3 separate regions of the Homo sapiens genome follow, and all the other regions are linked to region 3. The links are chromatin contacts, found by Hi-C or POLR2A ChIA-PET in ENCODE. All regions are on one chromosome and are shown on one strand. The core of a region is the stretch at or near the end of the contact, and the rest is flanking DNA. Distances in the headings are between cores, read along the strand shown.

What was found. Hi-C counts contacts between places; a loop is a spot of excess contacts on that map. ChIA-PET counts read pairs that join two places held with the same protein, here RNA polymerase II (POLR2A). Pooled maps may share reads with other maps.
Region 1: a pooled map shows a loop between it and region 3 (2.6-fold over the local background). The contact joins the enhancer-like site here to the promoter of WDR53 in region 3. A Hi-C loop is called at or near these places in 5 of 50 pooled maps. POLR2A ChIA-PET finds 5 or more read pairs at or near these places in 2 of 52 experiments (CD4-positive, alpha-beta T cell and activated CD4-positive, alpha-beta memory T cell).
Region 2: a pooled map shows a loop between it and region 3 (8-fold over the local background). The contact joins the promoter of ZDHHC19 here to the promoter of WDR53 in region 3. A Hi-C loop is called at or near these places in 8 of 50 pooled maps.

What each region holds. Positions count from the first base shown.
Region 1 is chr3:196,158,831-196,161,530 of GRCh38, forward strand. LINC00885 (long intergenic non-protein coding RNA 885) reads left to right here. Exons shown (of 3, transcript NR_034088.1): 3 at 1,070-2,060. Among named protein-coding and RNA genes, the nearest start is that of LINC00885, 18 kb to the left of the region's middle. RefSeq lists enhancers at 1,037-1,106, 1,127-1,326 and a silencer at 1,627-1,676. Within about 2 kb of position 1,326, at least 17 of the 41 ENCODE cell types and tissues checked have a DNase peak (open chromatin) inside an H3K27ac peak, as active enhancers do.
Region 2 is chr3:196,210,134-196,212,833 of GRCh38, forward strand. It overlaps ZDHHC19 (zDHHC palmitoyltransferase 19), which reads right to left and starts at 1,267. Exons shown (of 8, transcript NM_001039617.2): 1 at 1,037-1,267; 2 at 483-604. The coding sequence starts at 1,182. LOC124909479 (a long non-coding RNA gene) reads left to right here and starts at 1,282. Exons shown (of 4, transcript XR_007096240.1): 1 at 1,282-1,506; 2 at 2,488-2,644.
Region 3 is chr3:196,567,211-196,569,910 of GRCh38, forward strand. WDR53 (WD repeat domain 53) reads right to left here and starts at 1,344. Exons shown (of 4, transcript NM_182627.3): 1 at 1,309-1,344; 2 at 1-97. It overlaps FBXO45 (F-box protein 45), which reads left to right and starts at 1,450. Exons shown (of 3, transcript NM_001105573.2): 1 at 1,450-2,092. The coding sequence starts at 1,775. RefSeq lists an enhancer at 1-685 and silencers at 1,407-1,946, 2,068-2,362.

The DNA of each region.
Region 1 (2,700 bases), core at 76-2,575, 410 kb before region 3:
CTCTTTTTTTTTTCTGAGACAGAGTCTTGCTCTATTGCCCAGGCTGGAGTGCAGTGGCACGATCTTGGCTCACTACAACCTCTGCCTCCCGGATTCAAGCTATTCTCCTGCCTCAGCCTCCCCAGTAGCCGGGACTACAGGCACACGCCACCACGTCTGGCTAATTTTTGTATTTTTAGTAGAGACAGGGTTTCACCATATTGGCCAGGTTGGTCTCGAACTCCTGACCTCATGATCCGCCTGCCTTGGCCTCCCAAAGTGCTGGGATTACAGGCATGAACCATGATGTCCAGCCATGACCACTCTCTTTTCTATGTCCCTGGGGAGAGACCTCGAATTTTATTTGGAGCCTGTCTTTATAAAGACTCTAAATTGTGGCCAGGCACAGTGGCTCATGCCTGTAATCTGAGCACTTTAGGAAGCCGAGGCGGGTGGAGGTCAGGAGTTAGAGACCAGCCTGGCCAACACGGTGAAGCCCCATCTCTACTAAAAATACAAAAAATTAGCTGCGTATGGTGCCGCACACCTGTAATCCCCAGCTACTTGGGAGGCTGAGGCAGGAGAATCGCTTGAATCTGGGAGGTGGAGGTTGCAGTGAGCCAAGATGACACCACTGCACTCCAGCCTGGGCAACAGAGTAAGACTCCATCTCAAAAAAAAAAAAAAAAGACTCTAAATAGTGTTTATATATGGTGTATATATATATATATATCTTTGATGTATATCTTTGTCCATCAGGTCAGCTTGTTCTTTCGAAACCCTCTCCAGTCACTAGTTTTGTTGTCGTTGTTGTTGTCTGAGACGGAGTTTCGCGCTCGTCACCCAGGCTGGACTGCAATGGCATGATCTTGGCTCACTGCCACCTCCGCCTCCCAGGTTCTAGCAATTCTTCTGCCTCAGCCTCCCAAGTAGCTGGGATTACAGGTGCGGGCCACCACACCCAGCTAATTTTTTGTATTTTGAGTAGAGACGGCGTTTCACTGGTTCAGTGTTTGTACGTGAGTGCGTTCCCACAAATGGCAGTGTGTGCTGTGCGTGGTTTGGTAACCTTCATTGTTTTACTCCACAGCTTGTTTTGAGAGTCCCCTCCATTGAAACACGCACATCTAATTTGTCCTTCAGTTCGCTGGACTCCACGCTGAACGTGCCATGCTCCATTGCCCCGTGAGTAACTCCATGCTCTTGCCGGTTTCACACGGCCTCTCAGAGCTGGAGCCTTTGTTCAGGAGCCCTGGGCAGCTTTCAGGAAGCTCTTGGGCTCATCAGCTTCCTCTGGCTGAAGCCGCCCCAGTGGAATCATGGGGATTTCTTACTTTGAAGGTGGGGCCACCCGCAGACTGTAACCGGCTGGTTCAAGATCAAGGACTTCCCCAGGCCACCTGCCTCAGAGGCAAGAAAGGCTCAGCTGAGTCCCAGACACTCCTCGCTGTGGCCCCTCCTTCCTCCCTGCTGGGCAGGCCCCCCTCAATTCTGTTTGCCAGCAGGGCCTAGTAACACTGAAAGACGAAAAGGGAAATAAAATAAACACAATTAATAGGCTAAAGGTTACTGAATAAAGTGGCAGCAGTAAATAAATTGACTACTGTGCAAATACAAAGACATGAAGACATGAAACCCCTGCTCTAAATGACCACTCACCAAGAGCAAGGCCTGGGCTGGAGGCAGGGAGCACCTCCCTAAGGAGCACTCCCTCTTTCCCGGAGTGAGTCCTCCTTCTAGATGGAATTCAGTCCGGGTTCCTCTTGAGCCACAGTCCCTGTTGGGGCCTATCTCAGTGGACTCAAGATCCTGAACTTCTTCCAGATTGCTGACTACACATTTGAGTCACCCAGAGATTAAAAGAAAAAACAAATAATTTCCCAGTGATCAGGAGTAAATCAGCTGGGGCAGGGTTGGTGCTATGAATGACCACACTGATTTGTACACTTCACTGATTTGTAGTGTTTGCTATTTCCGTCGTGTAAATACTGCCAACATGGACAATCTTCAGTTGCTAATGGTTTACTAACTGGCTTGTAAATGAATTCATTCAGTATTCAAGAAAATGGCACTACATTTAGAAACATTTTGTAGCATTTCTTACTTTCTAAGAATTTCCAATAGACACCATGATCACTAAAAAATCATAACCAGGCTGGGGGCAGTGGCTCACGCCTATAATTCCAATAATTTGGGAGACCAAGGAGGGAAGATCACTTGAGGCCAGGAGTTTGAGACCAGCCTGGGCAACATAGCAAAGACTCCATCTCTACAAAAAAAAAAAAAAAAAAAAAAAAAAAAAGTTAGGCAGCTGGTGGCAGGCACCTGTGGTCCCAGCTATTCAGGAGGCTGAAGCAGGAGGATCACTTGAGCCCAGGAGGTTGAAGTTACACTGAGCCGTGATCACACCACTGCATTCCAAATAAAAACTAAATTAAAATATATATATATATATATATATATATTTTTTTTTTTTTTTTTTTTTTTTTTTTTTTTCTGAGACAGAGTCTAGCTCTGTGTCCAGACTGGAGTGCAGTGGCATGATCTCGGCAACCTCCACCTCCCAGGTTCAAGTGATTCTCCTGCCTCAGCCTCCGGAGTAGCTGGGATTACAGGCGTCTGCCACCACGCCCAGGTAATTTTTGTATTTTTGGTAGAGATGGGGTTTCACCATGTTGGTCAGGATGGTCTCGATCTCCTGACCTCGTGATCCACCCACCT
Region 2 (2,700 bases), core at 17-2,516, 360 kb before region 3:
TGAGCGGAGATTGCGCCACTGCACTCCCGCCTGGGCAGCAAAGCGAGACTCTGTCTCAACAAAAAGAAAAGGAAAGAGAGAAAGAAAGAAGAAAGGAAAGAAGGAAAGAAAGAAAGAAAAAGAAAGAAAGAAAAGAGAAAGAAAGAAAGAAAGAAGGAAGGAAGGAAAGAGAGAGGAAGAAAGGAAAGAAGGAAAGAAAGAAAGAAAGAAAAGAGAAAGAAAGAAAGAAGGAAGGAAGGAAAGAGAGAGGAAGGAAGGAAAGAAAGAGGGAGAGAGAGAGGAAGGAAGGAAAGAAAGAAAGAGAAAGAAAGAAAGAAAAGAGAAGAGAAGAAAGAGTGAGCGAGGGCCAGAGCAATGAAGACGTGGGGTGAAGGGGTCCAGAGGCTGGAGGAGGGTCAGTAGGAAGAGCACTTTAGGAATCCCCCCTGCAGGTTCCCAGCCCTTGAGTGACACCTCCTTTTCCCAGGGGGCTGATGCCTCACCTTGATGTAAGATGCCAGGGTCTGAGAAGTTGAGTGAAACAAGACTGAAGAAGGTAAGGACAAAGAGGGAGCCTGTGATAACAGGAAAGGCCCACTCCCCGTTCTGAGCCAGCCACCTGCAACTGAGACCAGAGGCAGGCTCGGTCCTGAGCAGGGGCAGCCCAAAGCCCCCGGCCCAAGGCCTGTGGCTTGCTCAGGTCAGGACCCACAGACCTTCAAGCCAGATCTAAAAATCCAGGCTCCAAATACCCAGGCAGACTCATAATGGCTCCACCAAATGTCACCAGCATGACCAGCCACCCAAAGCTCCCAAAATGCACAGGCACCCTTGACCTCTGCGCCTTTGCACGTCGGTTCCTGGAACAGAATATCCCCTTTTCCCTGCCCGCACCCTTGACCTCTGCACCTTTGCACGTCGGTTCCCTCGAACAGAATATCCCCTTTTCCCTGACCTCTCCCCCGGTCTTCTGCACTCCCCTGCCTCCATCCTATCATCTTCTGTTTCCCTGGCTGTCTCTTTGTGGGAAACCTAACGGCTTGCCTGGAAAACTCACGGGAATGCGAAGAAGAGGCCACTGAAAAAGACCAGCAGCACCACATTGAAGGCAGCAAAGAGGCTAGGGAGGAACCAGGGACGTGGGACCAGAGGCAGGGGATGGGGCTCCTTCACCAGCGGCGTGGCATCCGTTAAGAGTGTCATGGCTGGGCCTCCTTCGCCTCCAGGGGAGGTCAGAGCCACCAGGCTTCCTCCCCCAGCCCAGCTTCCAGAGCTCCATGGCCACGGCAGCCTCAGAGCCGCAGCCCAGGGTGAAAGGAAAGAAGGCCCAGTGTGACATCACAGAGGCTGGGGGACCTCAGCAGAACTGTCTGCAGCCCTGCTCTAGCTGCCTCCGGTGACAGGCACTTCCAACAGCAAACCCCACCCCCACCCCGACATGTGCTGGGGAACCGGGAGTTCCTGCCCCTGAGAGGCTGATGTTGTTGGAGAAAATATGACCTGGAGAAACACATGGGAAGAAAGTTGGTAATTTTCAGCCGGCGCTGTAATCCCTGTAATCCCAGCACTGTGGGAGACCGAGGCAGGCAGATCACTCGAGGTCAGGAGTTCGAGACCAGCCTGGCCAACATGGTGAAACCCCATCTCCACTAAACATACAAAACTAGCCAGGAGTGGTGGTGCACGCCTGTAGTCCCAGCTACTCAGAAGGCTGAGGCAGGAGAATCACTTGAACCTGGAAGGTGGACGTTGCAGCGAGCCAAGATCGCGCCATTGCACTCCAACCTGGGTGGCAGAGTAAACTCCATCTCAAAAAAAAAAAAAAAAAAAGAAAGAAAGTTGCTGGGTTTTTTTGTTGGTTTGTTTTGTTTGTTTGTTTGTTTTTGAGATAGTTTCGCTCTTGTTGCCCAGGCTGGAGTGTAATGGCGCAATCTCGGCTCACTGCAACCTCTGCCTCCTGGGTTCAAGCGGTTCTCCTGCCTCAGCCTCCCAAGTAGCTGGGATTACAGGCATGCATCACCATGCCCGGCTCATTTTGTATTTTGTAGTAGAGACGGGGTTTAGTCATGTTGGCCAGGCTGGTCTCGAACTCCTGACCACAGGTGATCCACCCACCTCAGCCTCCTAAAGTGCTGGGATTACAAGCATGAGCCATATTAAACTTCCTTTATAAAAGGCCTCAAAAAGAAGAAACTGAGGCAGAAATTTAAAAATAAATATGCATTCATTCACTCCAAGACAAGTAACAAGCAAGGCAAAAGTTAAAAAGAAAAGAACAAGTTTTCCTCTGCCCAGCAAGCTCACTTCAAGGACAGTTATAAGATAACGCTGTTTAAGAGGCCAAGGCCAAAAGAATAAGCTCCAGACACCCCTCGCCTCCAGAGCAAAGTTGAAGAAAAAAAAGAAAGACAAATTCTTTGACTGTTACTCCTTTCCCAGGTTTCTTAAGCATGATTATGTTTTACAAATGTCTGTATTTAGCCAGTTCTTGTTTTTCTTTCAATGCAGCTACAAAGTCACCAGCTATGCAAGGCCACAAGTTATGCTATAGATGATGTGACCTGTCATATGATTAACTACTTTTATTTATTGGAAGTCTGCTTATAAAAACCCCGCTCTGTCTTTGTTCGATGCTCAGCTTTTTAGATGACAGTCCACTAAGCCAGTGCGTACCTGAAATAAACAGTCCTCTCGTTCTCTGTCTCAGTCTTGCCAGTCCTC
Region 3 (2,700 bases), core at 94-2,593:
GTCAACTTTTCTCTACAGGCTTGGGGTTTCTGAAGTTGGACTTGATGTGGAGAAGCTGGATAGCAACCAAAATGATTGAAGGGCTGTGGCGCTGGCACTGGTAAGAATGAAAAGAATTAGGGTTACTGGACTTGGTGAAAAAGACATGAGGAGAAGGGACAGGCAAATAATAATCAAACACCATGAATCAGAGGGTAGGGAAGGTAGCCACCGTTCCTTTGCTTTTACTAGAGACTAAGAAATGGATTATACATAGCAAGAAGCTTCAGAAAAGATTTCTTACTACATAAAGGTTCCAAGACATTGGAGTTGACCAAGGGAGTCTGTGAACCCTATTATTTTAATTACTCAGCTCATGGAGTTGTTTTGAGGATTACGTATATAAAAATCTGCGTAAATGACGTAGTATACAGTGCCTGGTTCACACCGTGGCTCAAATGATGGTTATTATTATTCTCTTACTAAGCATGCTTTAAAGGCTGTCGGAAAACTTTGGGGCCACCTAGGAAATCGTAGTATAATCAAATAATGCTGAAATTCTTGTGTGTGTGTGTGTGTGTGTGTGTGTGTGTGTGTGAGGTAGGGGCTCACTCTGTCGCCCAGGCTGGAGCACAGCAGGGCGATTACGGTTCACCTCAGCCTCGACCTCCCGGGCTCAGCCTCCCAAGTAGCTGGGACCAGAGGCGCACGCCACCACCCTCGGCTAATTTTTCTATTTTTTTGTAGCGACACTGCCTCGCAATGTTGCCCAAGCTGGGATGCTGAAATTCTTCCCCTTCCAAGAATCCATCTATAATTATAGCCTCCACGTCATTCTCCCTATTGGAATGTTTAATTGACTAAAACTACATTGCCTTCATCTGCTTACTAAGCGGTGGATCCAGTAAAGACCACATCTTGTCCAAAAGACGGCAGCACTTAATTAGCGCTCAAATGGCACTCGAACGTTTGGGCGAGGGGGTGTTCAGTCGCAGCCACCTTACTTTGCGAAGGCACACAGGGACAGACGTTCGCTAAGTGCCGATACTTAGGGAGAACGAGAGGGCCTGACCAGGTAAAGACGGCCTCCGCTGCCCAAGCTACACAAAAAGGTTGGGGAGCCAGGACCCGGCAAGCAAGGAGAGAAAAGTTTCATGCGTTGAGCTGGAGTCTGAAGCAAGGACCTAACGGACACAGGGAAACGTCACAGGAAAGGGAGCCCAGGAGAGCAGACGCGGAGCCACCAGACCAGAAAAAGGAAAAAGCACTGGAAAACAGCATCGAAGTCACCGGAAAGCAGCATCGAAGCCACCGGCGCCAGCCTCATACCTGCGCTTCCCGCTCCCCTCCTCGGCGCCTAGTGATAACCTCACCCGCCGGCGCCCAATCCCGTCGAGCGTCAGGCGTGAGGCGGCGCAGCCAAACAGTCACATCCGGGGCCGAGAGGAACCGCGAACGAGCTGGGCGTGCGCCCTTGCTTCGTGCCCTCAACCCGCATGGCGGAGCCGCTGGCGCGCCGCGGAGAGGCCGGGCGAGTCGGGCGGTTTCGGCGCCCGCGCTGAGCCGCGGAGGAGGGGCGGAGGACGCCCCTGCAGCCGGTGCGTCTGCCCTCAGTGAGGCGGGGCGCGCGGCGGACGCCCCCGGGCAGGGGCGGGAGTGGTGGAGGCGCCGGCGGTTGGCACTGACAGGGGCGGTGAGCGAGCCGCTCCGGTCTCCGGGCGAGGCTTGGCCTTCCGAGCAGAGACGGCGGGAAGCGGCGGCGGCAGCGGCGGCCCTAGGGCCGGCTGGTGAGGCGATGGCGGCGCCGGCCCCGGGGGCTGGGGCAGCCTCGGGCGGCGCTGGCTGTAGCGGCGGCGGCGCGGGCGCGGGCGCGGGCTCGGGCTCTGGGGCCGCGGGGGCCGGGGGCCGGCTGCCCAGCCGGGTGCTGGAGTTGGTGTTCTCTTACCTGGAGCTGTCCGAGCTGCGGAGCTGCGCCCTGGTGTGCAAGCACTGGTACCGCTGCCTGCACGGCGATGAGAACAGCGAGGTGTGGCGGAGCCTGTGCGCCCGCAGCCTGGCAGAAGAGGCTCTGCGCACGGACATCCTGTGCAACCTGCCCAGCTACAAGGCCAAGGTGAGAGAGCCCCGGGCCACACCGCTGCCCCCAGTCCCGCTCCCCGGCGTCGTTCGCGGTGTTTCTCATCCGAGCTTCTGAGTCAGAAGCTTCGCCTCACCAGCCCGCCTTTCCACGGCTCCAGTCAGTATCTTCCTCACCTCCCCCCAAGATAAAGATTCTCTTTTCTTTGGATCGAAGTTCTGCTCCTTAACCCATCCCACTTCCGTGATCCACTTTTCAAACAACTAGGTAGTTTGCCTCACTCATTCAACTTTTGACAGTTTTCCCCGTTAAAGACAGACCACCACTCTTGTACCTTTTAATGCCCTCATCCTACTTTTCTCCCCGGCCTCCAGATAGACTTCATTATATTAAATAATCCCGGCCACCTTAACATGGGCTTAGTTTCTAAGTTTCTAAGTTTCTAGTTTGCTTTCACTCCACGTTTATCTCATCTTTTCCAAGCTCTGATTTTTAACCATTTGTTTTCATTATTTTCCCCCAAGTTCTCTTTAGTTCCCTCCACTATATTGGAGGCTTACAAGTGAGTGTAGTTCTAGTCATCCTGCTCACTTACAAGATACAGGCTTTTATAGAACGTCCACGGGCACCACCTAACATACTGC